Regions from separate parts of the Homo sapiens genome. Here region 1 is linked to region 2. The links are chromatin contacts, found by Hi-C or POLR2A ChIA-PET in ENCODE. All regions are on one chromosome and are shown on one strand. Each heading gives the region's core, a stretch centred on a gene start or an enhancer-like site at or near the end of the contact. The rest is flanking DNA. Distances are from core to core; before and after follow the strand shown. Region 1 holds the start of STK10 (serine/threonine kinase 10). Region 2 holds the start of BNIP1 (BCL2 interacting protein 1).

Region 1 (6,121 bases), core at 3,467-5,966, 960 kb after region 2:
AGATTACAGGCGTGAGCCACTGCACCCAGCCCAATTTTTGTATTTTTAGTAGAGATGAGGTTTAACCATGTTGGCCAGGGTGGTCTTGATGCCTGCCCTCAAGTGATCCACCCGCCTTGGCCTCACAAAGTGCTGGGAGTACGGGTATGAGCCACTGTGCCCTGACATTAATTTTTTTTTTCTTTTTTCTTTTTTTTTTTTTTGAGACAGGATCTCACTCTGTCTCCTAGGCTGGAGTGCAGTGGTATGGTCATACCTCACTGCAGCCTTGAATCCCAGGCTCAAGCTATCCTCCCACCTCCACCTCCTCATAGCTGGGACTATGCCCATGTGCTACCACGTTGTATTTTTTGTAGAGATAGGATCTTGCTACATTGCCAAGGCTGGTCTTGAACTCCTGGCCTCAAGCTATCCTCCCACCACAGCCTTCCAAAGTGTTGGGATTACAGGTGTGAGCCATGGTGCCCAGCCCCTCCTCTGTCTTAATTTTCTACTCCCTACTCACTCCCAAATAAACCACTTACACTCAAATCCTTGCCTCAGGGTCAGTCTCTAAGGGAATCCAACCTAAGAATACTATAAAATGCTTTTTCTGTGACTATTAAGACTATGTGATTTTTCTCCTTTACTCTGCCAATGCAGTGCTATTACAGTAGATTTTCTGATGTAGAACCATTCTTTTATTCCTGGATAAACCTTTTGTGGTTACGATATTTTTATTCACCTCTGGTTTGATCTTGCTAGCATTTGTATTTTCCCTGTCTTTTTAAGAACTGAAATTAGGCCGGGCGTGATGGCTCACACATGTAATCCCAGTACTTTGGGAGGCTGAGGCGGGCGGATCACGAGGTCAAGAGATTGAGACCATCCTGGCCAACATGGTGAAACCTCATCTCCACTAAAAATACAAAAATTAGCCGGGCGTGGTGGCACGTTCCTGTAGTCCCAGCTACTTGGGAGGCTGAAGCGGGAGAATCGCTTGAATCTGGGAGGTGGAGGTTGCAGTGAGGTGAGATCACACCATTGCACTCCAGCCTGGCGACACAGCAAGACTCTCTCTGTCAAAAAAAAAAAAAAAAAAAAATGAAATGAAATTAGTCTACAATTTTCTTTCTCTCTCTCTCTTTCCTCTCCTTCCCTTCCTTTTTAAGACAGGGTCTCACTGGAGACCAGGCTGGTGCAGCGGTGAGATCACTGTTCACTGCAGCCTCGGCCTCCTGGGCTCAAGGAATCCTCCTGCCTCAACCTCCTGAGTAGCTGGGACCACTGGTGTGCACCACCACGCCTGGCTAATTTTTTGACTTTTTGTAGAAACAGGGTCTCACTTTATAGCTCTGGCTGGTATGGAACTCCTGGGCTCAAGTGATCCTCCCACCTCAGCCTCCCAAAGTGCTGGAATTACAGGTGTAAGCCACTGTGCCTGGCTTACAATTTTCTTTTACTGTCCTTATCTAGTAATAGTAAAACTCATCTTATAAAATAAATTGGCAGATTTCCTTCATTTTCTATCTTTTAAAATAATTTATATAAAGAAAGAAATTATTTGTAAAACCACACAGACTGATGTCTTTCACCAAGAACAAGCTTTTGATTCTTGATTTTTGTGGTTGTTGTTTTTTGGGTTTTTGTTTGTTTGTTTTTGTTTAGAGACAGAGTCTCACTGTGTTGCCCAGGCTCGAGTGCAGTGGTGTGATCTCGGCTCACTGCAACCTCCGTCTCCTAGGTTGAAGGGATTCTTGTGCCTGAGTCTCATGAGTAGTTGGGACCACAGGCACGCACCACCACACCCGACTAATTTTTGTATTTTTAGTAGAGACAGAGTTTCACCATGTTGCCCAGGCTGGTCTCGAACTCCTGACCTCAGGTGATTCACCCGCCTCAGCCTCCCAACGTGCTGGGATTACAGGCATGAGCCACTGTGCCCGGCCTGATTCTTGATTTGATTTCTTTATTGGTTACTAGTTTATTTAGGTTTTTATTTCTTATTGAAATTATCTTTTACCTATCATTTATATTTTCTTCTCAATAATTACCCATTTTATGTAAATTAAAACATTTATTCACATAAATTTGTCTAAAATATCACTTTATGATTATCAAAATTTCTACAGTATCTAATCTGATGTTCTCTTTTCATTTTTTATTTCTTCCAGTGAATATTTCTTTCTTGCACCAATTTTTTTTTTTTCTTTTCTTTTTTTTTTTGAGACGGAGTCTTGCTCTGTTGCTCAGGCTAGATGGAGTGCAATGGTACGATCTCGGCTCACTGCAACCTCCATCTTCTGGGTTCAAGTGATTCTTCTGCCTCAGCCTCCCAAGTAGCTTGGGTTACAGGCGTGCACCACCCCGCCCGGCTAAGTTTTGTATTTTTCGTAGAGCTGGGGTTTTGCCATGTTGGCCAGGCTGGTCTTGAACTCCTAACCTCAGGTGATCCACCCAGCTTGGCCTCCCAAAATGCTGGGATTACAGGTGTGAGCCACCGTGCCCGACCCTTTTTTTCTTTTTCTTTGACTAGTCTTGTCTATTAGTTATTTCAAAGAAGTAGCTTTGATTCTATTGAACCTCAATGTATTTCTTACAATGCTATTGAGGTATAATTTACACATAAAATTCATCCATTTACAAAAATGAAAGTTTAAAATTCAATTATTTTTGGCAAATTTACCAAATTATGAAATTGTCACCATTGTGCAGTTTTAGGACATTTTCATCACCCCAATTAGACTGTTTATTGTTCATGTACAGTTAATTCCCATTTCACACCCAGCTCCAGGCAACCATTAATCTACTTTCTGTCTGTATGGATTTGCCTTTTCCAGACATTTCATATAAATGGAAATTTATAGAACACAGGGCCTTTTGTGTCTGGCTTCTTTGACTTAGTGTTATTGAATGAATGAACCTCTCCGTTTTTCTTTCCCTTCCTTCCTCCCTCCCTCCCTTCCTTCCTTCCCTCCCTCCCTCCCTCTTTCTCTCTCCTTCTCTTCCTTTCCTTTTTCTTTCTCTCTTTCTTCCTTTCCTTTCCCTTTCTCTTTCTTTCTTTCTCTCTTTCTCTCTTTCCTTTCTCTCTTTCTTCCTTTCCTTTCCCTTTCTCTTTCTTTCTTTCTCTCTTTCTCTCTTTCCTTTCTCTCTCTCTTTCTCTCGCTTGCTTGCTTTTCTGGAGCTCTCAGAGCTGGTCAGAGCCCTCCAGGCCTACAGCTTTCGTGGAGTCAGAGCCTTCATCTCCTAGTATGGAAGCAACCCTCTTGGTCTCCCCACCCGCTTCGTACAGTTGGCCAAATGGTCTGAAACAAATGAAAGACCTGCCTTTCAGCATGTTTTGGGAGGTTCAGACAGCGCCTGACTCAATGAGAACGGTCAGCGACGAGCGGCGTTTCCTTCTTTTAAAGACCCTCTACAATTCCAGGCACTCCTGCAGCTGTGGAAACATTCCGAACGGCTTAGCAACCAGGACACCCTCTGCGCCGACCACTACCAGCATCGCAGGCTTCTTGAGCTGGCTTTCCCAGTGGAAAACCATGCTTGGTGTTTGCACACTGTTCAAAGGATGTTTTCGAACAAAGCACCGAGGAAGGGGCGAAAACACCTCAACACAGCCGTTCTCTGGGGTTGGAGCTATTGAACTGTGACATTTGCGAAGACTCAACTTGTTTATGACACGGTCCAAATAATAACCCTTGCAGACTGCCCGCCCCCCCCCCCCACCCCCAGCACTCTCCTTAGATTCAGGTAAAAGCATGTTATAACCGTCTATAGGACAAACAGGCAACAGTAGCAGTGAAGTGACTCAAGTAGCCAGGATCGAGAATGAAGGTGCTCAAAGAAGACTTTAGTTTGATCTGTATGTAGTGCGCTCATCTTTTTTGAAACTAGGAAATTAAAAATTAGAATAAAGTTTTTATTTAATATGCAAATACATCCGCAAACCCATCAGGAAACATAAGAGAAATCAGTGCCAAAGGAGCTCTTTCTCCCAGCCCTCTAATCCTGGCAGGTTTGTGGATCGTGGACGGGGAGCCCCTGGAAAGGACCGCGCCGGGAAGCCGGGCCCTGCAGGGACTGGCCGCGGCTGCACCGGCGTTGCCCGTCGCACACTAGGAGGCAGCACCGCGCCGAGGAACCCGCAGCAGACGGGCAGCCAGCGTGTGTGCCTGGGGCGAGTGCCCTCGCCTGCCGGCGTCCCCATCGGAAAAGTGGGGGCGAGGGCAGCCTAGCGGAATAGCTGCGGGAGGATTAAATGAACGAGTGCAGGTTCACCTTCTGGGCGCTGACAACGATCCGTGGGCTCTCGCGAAATGCCAAGTCGCCGTCCCGCTTGCTCCCATAAAAGTTTTGGGAGCCACGCGGCGCGGCGGGCGGGCTCCTGAGTCCATGAGCGGTCCCACCGAGCGGTCCCCGAAGCTTCCCCAAAGCCCAGCCCGCGGCTCGCGGAGCGTGGTGTGGGGGGACTACAGTTTCCAGAGTGCCCTGCGGCGACGGGCGGAGCCGGGGAGCGCCCGCAGCCAATTAGGGGGTCCCGGGGCTCTGCCGGGGAGCGGCGGGTGGAGCCGGGCCGGTGGGCGGGCGCGGGGACGGTCCCCTGGAACGGGTCCGAGGCTCTCGCAGGCAGGGCTGGGCCGGGCAGGAGCTGCGAGGCCGGCACAAGGGAGGCGGCCCTGGGGACCTGACAGGGCGGGGGCGGGGGCGGGCACGCCGCCGCCTGCGCGGTTCCGGGTGCTCCCGGCGCGGCGCTGCCCAGGGCACACTTGACCGAGGTCGGGCTGCGGGGAAAGGCGGGTCTGGGGAGAACCCCGAGAGACGCGGCGTCCTCCAACTCCTCCTCCTTCTCCTCGCGGCCGCCGAAGCCACAGCCCGAGCCCGAGCCCGAGCCCGAGCCGGCGCCACCGCGCCCCCGGCCATGGCTTTTGCCAATTTCCGCCGCATCCTGCGCCTGTCTACCTTCGAGAAGAGAAAGTCCCGCGAATATGAGCACGTCCGCCGCGACCTGGACCCCAACGAGGTGTGGGAGATCGTGGGCGAGCTGGGCGACGGCGCCTTCGGCAAGGTTTACAAGGTGAGGGCGCTGAGGTGGGTGGCCGGACGCGCGTCGAGGGGCTCCGGAAGGAAGGGATGCCTGAGCCGGACCCGGCCAGCCTGGCTCCGGCTCCGAGGGCTGCCCGGCGCTGAATTCGGGGTCCCTGGCCCTCATCCCGATGACTCTTGTTTTTTGGGGGGAACATCACTCGGCCCGGCCGAGTCCCTGCGCTCTGGGCGCCCCCTCCGGGCACGGTTGCCGCCCCCACCCTAGCCCTGTTTCGGAGCACTTCCTGTGTGTCCTGCACTGCGCTCGGCGCCGCACGGGGAGACAAAGGGGCGTTGACAGGACCTCAGCATCCGAGAGGGCCACTCGAGGGACCTTCCAGGGACGTTCCGTAAAACGGCGATACGGGCACACTTTTTTTTTTAAGAGAGACCACAGATGCTGTGGGAATATCGAGGCGATGTGGACCGAGAAACTCGGCTGCGCTTGGACGGGTTGGGAGCTAGGGACACATCTGAAGATGAGCCAGAGACAGGGAAGTGGGGTGGGCGAGGGGTGGCCCATGGACTGAGAGGTGGGGCTTGGAAAGGTGGGTTGGGGCTGGTCAGAGGGGGAGGTCAGGATCTGGTGAATGCTGAGCCTGGGGGAACAGATTTGATTCCGTCGGTCTGAGTCACAGCTGGGGAGTCTCCCAGCCTGCAGTCACCTCTCCCCTAGAGGAAGACGCGGCAGAGAGCTTTTGTGGAGTGGGTGGGGCAGAGCTGATTGAGTCTAGAGAAGTGTGGCAGCAGGACGTTGGTTTCTGCTCCTGGGAGCTAATTCTGAGGTGGTGAGTTGTTTTAGGGAGCCAACACCTACAGCTTGACTCCCCCCTTTCCCCTAAGAAAATTTTTACTGGGAGACGCCCACTTGTTAAATTGGTGTATACCTCCAGGAGAGCACCTCTCTTCTAAGCCACTATCCTCCTCCTTGGGGCTCCTGTAGCTTGTAGGGCACTCTGACCCTAGGATTGCCGTTCTATGAGGCTGGACCACAGAGAAGGCTTCTCCAGGCCTTCTCCTCTGACTTGGAAGTGGTCTATCGCCTAGTTACCGAAGTAGT
Region 2 (5,274 bases), core at 1,677-4,176:
GTTCACACAGCTGGCAGTGTTCTGCATGCAAAAGTTTCTTGTTTTTTTTTTTGAGACAGAGTCTCGCTCTGTCGCCCAGGCTGGAGTGCAGTGGCTCGATCTCGGCTCACTGCAAGCTCCGCCTCCTGGGTTCACGCCATTCTCCTGCCTCAGCCTCCTGAGTAGCTGGGACTACAGGCACCTGCCACCATGCCCGACTAATTTTTTGTATTTTTAGTAGAGACGGGCTTCACCGTGTTAGCCAGGATGATCTCGATCTCCTGACCTCGTGATCTCCCCGCCTCGGCCTCCCAAAGTGCTGGGATTACAGGCGTGAGCCACCGTGCCCGGCCAAAAGTTTCTCGTTTTTACCTGGAGAGCAGGTTAGTACAGAGTCACCCTCCCTGTCTAAGTGTTTACTGCTCCCATCAGCTGGTGTTTGAAGAACCCAGACGGCTCTCAAGCAGAGGATATACCCAGGACAGAGCCCCCTTCATTGACTGAATTGAGAATACCCACCTGTATTCTGTGACGCAACTGTTGAAATTTCTCTTTTACTTTAGTATTCAGTTCAGTAAGAGCACTTAAGGGTCCTGAACAATCACGGATATCCTAGGAGACATTGAACAGATGAAAGGCCTTTCTCAAGGCAATGAAATGAAATGACACCATCCATACAGTGATAGAGTTGGTTTAGACCAACTAATATTAACATACTAACTATAATTCATCCTGATCTTTGCTGTTTACCTCTGCAACACAAGCAAAAACATTATCATTTACATTTTTCTCATTCCTTTTTAGATTAATGTTGAATTAATATAAAAGCCTAGAAAGAAACACAACTGCTTTGACCTAATTTTTAGTGCCTAAATTTTAACAAAACATTACCTGGCCAGTAGGAAACAGCTTAAAACAGCTTGTATGCCCAACAAGAATGGACATGCAAAAGTGATACTATCACTTTAGAACCTTAGATCCTTCCAACTTGGAAGATCAGGATGTTTAAATATCTGGCATCATATGATGAGATTAACTTCTCCAGTGTGATTTTACAAACCATTAGTGATAAGTTAGAGTGTTTATATAGACATGTTTAAGGGCAGATTTAGAATCTGTTGCTGGACATTCAGAATTACTGGTGCCAGCTTTCACGGCAGGCTCTGGAGACAGACCAGGTGGATTCGAATCCTGGCTGTAGCAACTTATGAGCTGTGTAAAGTTACCTGGAAAGTTATTTAAATTCTCTGTGTCTGAGTTTCCTTATCACAACACTACTTACCTCATAGAACATCATAGATTATGTATGTATGTAAAGCACTTAGCAGAGCTGCTGGAAAACGGTAAGAACGCAATACATCCAGCTATAATCAGTCTTTCTCATCAGCAATGACAAGAACCCAAATGTTAGAAAGAGTACAGAAGAATGCCTAAGCAATTTAGATTATGTGAAAATGTAATTTCATTTGTATGAAACCTGTTTATTTTTCTATAATTGGCCCAGAAGTTTTGTAATGTATACATCAGAGAAGTGAAGTTCAAGAAGTTTTAAATATCTGCATCAAATTTCACTTTTTCTCTGGCTTATTCATTTAATCACACTTCTTTGCACCGTATTTGTTTATTCTGCATCTAATTTGGTTTATTCTGCATCTGGTTTATCTGGGGAGCCCTATTTTCCTGCACTTTTTGCCACACCTTGTTACAAACTCTGAGTCTACATCTAATGTTTAGTGACTTTGTTGAAAATGATTATTTTTAAAAACCAAGGTTTAGGCCGGGCGCGGTGGCTCACGCCTGTAATCCCAGCAATTTGGGAGGCCGAGGCGGGCGGATCACGAGGTCAGGAGATCGAGACCATCCTGGCTAACACGGTGAAACCCCGTCTCTACTAAGCAAAACACAAAAATTAGCCGGGCGTGGTGGCGGGTGCCTGTAGTCCCAGCTACTCAGGAGGCTGAGGCAGGAGAATGGCGGGAACCCGGGAGGCGGAGCTTGCCGCGAGTCGAGATCGCGCCACTGCACTCCAGCCTGGGCGACAGAGCGAGACTCCGTCTCAAAAAAACAAAAACAAACAAGCAAAAACAAGGTTTAAAACTCGGTTTCTTTTTGCTGAACTCATGGAACCGTGTCTACACTCCCAATTCTTGCCTAAGTCCACTCGTTTATTTTACCTCTACCCTTAAATGGCTTAAGGCGAAACACTTCATTTCCTATCTGTTCAAACGGGGTAACACTCTAAGGTGTTATTCCTAGGTTGACTTTCACAGTCCAGGTCCCAGTTTTGCCACTGACCCAGGTATGCCTTCTAACCTAGGCCTTGGCGCCGTACTCGATTTCCTCAAGCATAAAATCACAACTACGGTCCAGGTTACATTCGTTTCACCCGGTGCCTCCCGTGCCAGGTGGCCTTGGATGCCAGGAGAGCTGGCCAGCAGGGGGCGGGGCTAGCTGCCTCCCGGACGCTACCAGAGGATGCTGAAGCAGCGTCAGAGGGCGGGGCCAAGCAGGGTGACAGGTAGGTTGTGAGGTAGTCAGGGGCGGGGCGACGACCAGGGCTGCAGGTGGAAGGGGCAAAGCCGAGCCCCGAAGCAGTAGCTGAGTCAGGGGCGGAGAACAGTGGGGTGCTCTGGGGATGGGAGATCCGGCGGCACCCGGAAAAAGGATCAAGGCCAGCAGTCACCGGGACACAACCAAATGGGGACCGGGGGGGTAGCCGACCATGGGGCGGAGCCTGTGGTCTGGGAAACCAAGTGGGGAAAGTTCGGGAGTGACACTGCCAAGCTCACAGACCAGCAGAGCTTGGGTTAGGGCTGCTGGAGCCCGGCAGGGGTCCCGGGATCAGTACCTGAATAAGCGCCTTCACCTCCAGGTCAAATTTGACAATCTCTTGGTTACAGATCCGGACGTGGACGTCTTGGGGAGCCGCCATGTTGGGGACGCCGGCTACGGGCAGCGGCAGGACCCAAGTTCAAACGCGTTTTCGCACCACCTTCTTTCCCTCCCCACCCAGTCTCGGGGCAGCGCCCCCTAGAGACCGGCGAAAATGGCAAGCGAGGGTCACTGCGCAGAGTTGGGACTTTCCCTGACACGTGTAGGGAAATCAGCCTCTCCTCTTGGTATGGCCCTAATAACATGGAGAGGAAGGGAAGAGGGAATATCAAGAACGCTTCACAGTGGTCTCTTTCCATCTTCCTTCTGTCAGGCATTCTAATAACTATATATTTTTTACATAGAAAAAAAAAGACTGGAAGAAAAGTATCAATTGAGATGTCTCTGGAAAGTACCAGTAATAATTTTTTGTTTCTTCAAACTTTCTTATATTTTTAATATTTTCTACAGTGAGTATAAATTGTGGAGTAAAAGAGGAAATGATAAACGTCATATATTTTTTAAAGTATGGAGTTCAAGGCAGGTCGGTAGAGTACCTCCTATCACTCCAACACATGATCTAAGGGATCTTTGTAAAACACGAAATTGATCAAGTCACCTACCTGTATGCAGCCCTTCTATGGCTTCTCGTGTTTCCCTTTTGTATACAACTGGATTTATTAAATCTACCTTGCTAAGGTAGTTTTGATGGAAATGTCAGAGCAAACCCTCAACAAATGGTGGCTCTTTTATTTTTGTTAGTAAATAATCCAAGTTTCTTAGCTGGTCCTCAAGGCCATCAGCCACCCCGGCCATCAGCCACCGCACCCTGCGCCCTTCCTGGATTGCTCAAGCTCCTTCTGGATGTGTAGCCTTAGAATGTGGTGTTCCCTCTCCCTAGAAAGCGTTTCCCCCACTCGACCCCACTCCATCTGCATTTGTTCGGGTCACTTCAGCAAGCATAGATTGTGAGGACCTAAAGGCTTAGGACTTGAATGTTCATCTCTCTCTCTTTTTTTTTTTTTTTTTTTGTGGCGGAGTCTCGCTCTGTTGCCCAGGCTGGAGTGCAATGGCACAATCTTGGCTCACTGCAAACTCTACCTCCCAGGTTCAAGCAATTCTCCTGCCTCAGCCTCCTGAGTAGCTGGGATTACAGGTGCGTGCCACCATGCCCAGCTAATTTTTGTATTTTTCATAGACACGGGGTTCACCATATTGGTCAGGTTGGTCTCGAACTGACCTCGTGATCCACCCGCCTCGGCCTCCCAAAGTGCTGGGATTACAGGCGTGAGCCACTGTGCCCGACCATGTTCATCTCTCTTAATCCTCACAACCACCCTTGAAATTGTACTACACTATTATCACAGATCAGGAGTAGGGCTTAGAGTAAATTAAAACAAAAAACAATCAACCCTGTTGCAAGATTACCTATCTTGAAAGTGGCAAAGCCTAGGCCGGGCACGGTGGCTCATGCCTGTAATCCCAGCACTTTGGGAGGCCGAGGCGGGTGGATCACGAGGTCAAGAGATCGAGATCATCCTGGCTAACACGGTGAAACCCCGTCTCTACTAAAAATATAAAAATTAGCCGGGCGTGGTGGCGGACGCCTGTAGTCCCCGCTACTTGGGAGGCTGAGGCAGGAGAATGATGTGAACCCAGGAGGTGGAGCTTGCAGTGAGCCGAGATCGCCCCACTGTACTACTCCAGCCTGGGCGACAGAGCAAGACTCCATCTCAAAAAAAAAAAAAAAAAAAGAAAAAAGAAAGAAAGAAAGTGGCACAGCCTCTACTGAAAGCCATCTTTTCCCCAAAAAATCAATATGGTCCCCACCTGTTGTAAGCGGGGCTATGTGCTTGTCTGTGTCCCTACAGCCCTCTACACACCCTCTCGTAAGGTATTCATCACCCCACTGCACCTAATAGAGAGGCAGTGTATCACAGGCTTGGCATCTGCCTGGGCTCAAATCCTGTCCACCACACACTTCGCATGCCTGTGCCTCTGTCTCCTCGGAAGCTAACTGGTGATAATCAATTGCGCCTACTTCACAGGTTGGAGAATTAAATGAGAAAATACATGAAAAGCACCAAGCACAGTGTGCTAATGTGGCATATAGTAAGATCTCAATGCCCGTTAGCTGCTGTTATTCTACTACTAGCCCACATTTTGGGAGCACTTCCTATGTGCCAGGAACTTTGTACTAAGCGCTTCATGTGTGTCTCGCTTAACTCTTACAACAACTCTGTGAGGTAAAAACGGGGCAGAGAGGAATAATGACTTGCCCAGAGCAAATGGAGTTGCTAGGTCAAAGGATATATGCATTTAAAAATTCTGACATATTACCAAATTGCTCTTCATAGGGATTATGTCAATCCATACTCCCTCCAGCAACATGGCATAAATGCCTGTTTCCCGTGGCCTTGTCAA

The links. Hi-C counts contacts between places; a loop is a spot of excess contacts on that map. ChIA-PET counts read pairs that join two places held with the same protein, here RNA polymerase II (POLR2A). Pooled maps may share reads with other maps.
Region 1: a map of naive thymus-derived CD4-positive, alpha-beta T cell shows a loop between it and region 2 (4-fold over the local background). The contact joins the promoter of STK10 here to the promoter of BNIP1 in region 2. A Hi-C loop is called at or near these places in 1 of 168 maps with a recorded cell type or tissue (naive thymus-derived CD4-positive, alpha-beta T cell), 1 of 37 single-sample maps with no recorded cell type and 7 of 50 pooled maps. POLR2A ChIA-PET finds 5 or more read pairs at or near these places in 2 of 52 experiments (CD4-positive, alpha-beta T cell and T-cell).

What each region holds. Positions count from the first base shown.
Region 1 is chr5:172,186,819-172,192,939 of GRCh38, reverse strand. STK10 (serine/threonine kinase 10) reads left to right here and starts at 4,716. Exons shown (of 19, transcript NM_005990.4): 1 at 4,716-5,053. The coding sequence starts at 4,898. RefSeq lists enhancers at 3,956-4,731, 5,784-5,863 and silencers at 4,404-4,763, 5,064-5,113, 5,244-5,323.
Region 2 is chr5:173,142,183-173,147,456 of GRCh38, reverse strand. BNIP1 (BCL2 interacting protein 1) reads right to left here and starts at 2,926. Exons shown (of 6, transcript NM_001205.3): 1 at 2,828-2,926; 2 at 499-591. The coding sequence starts at 2,911. RefSeq lists enhancers at 2,194-2,263, 2,205-2,733.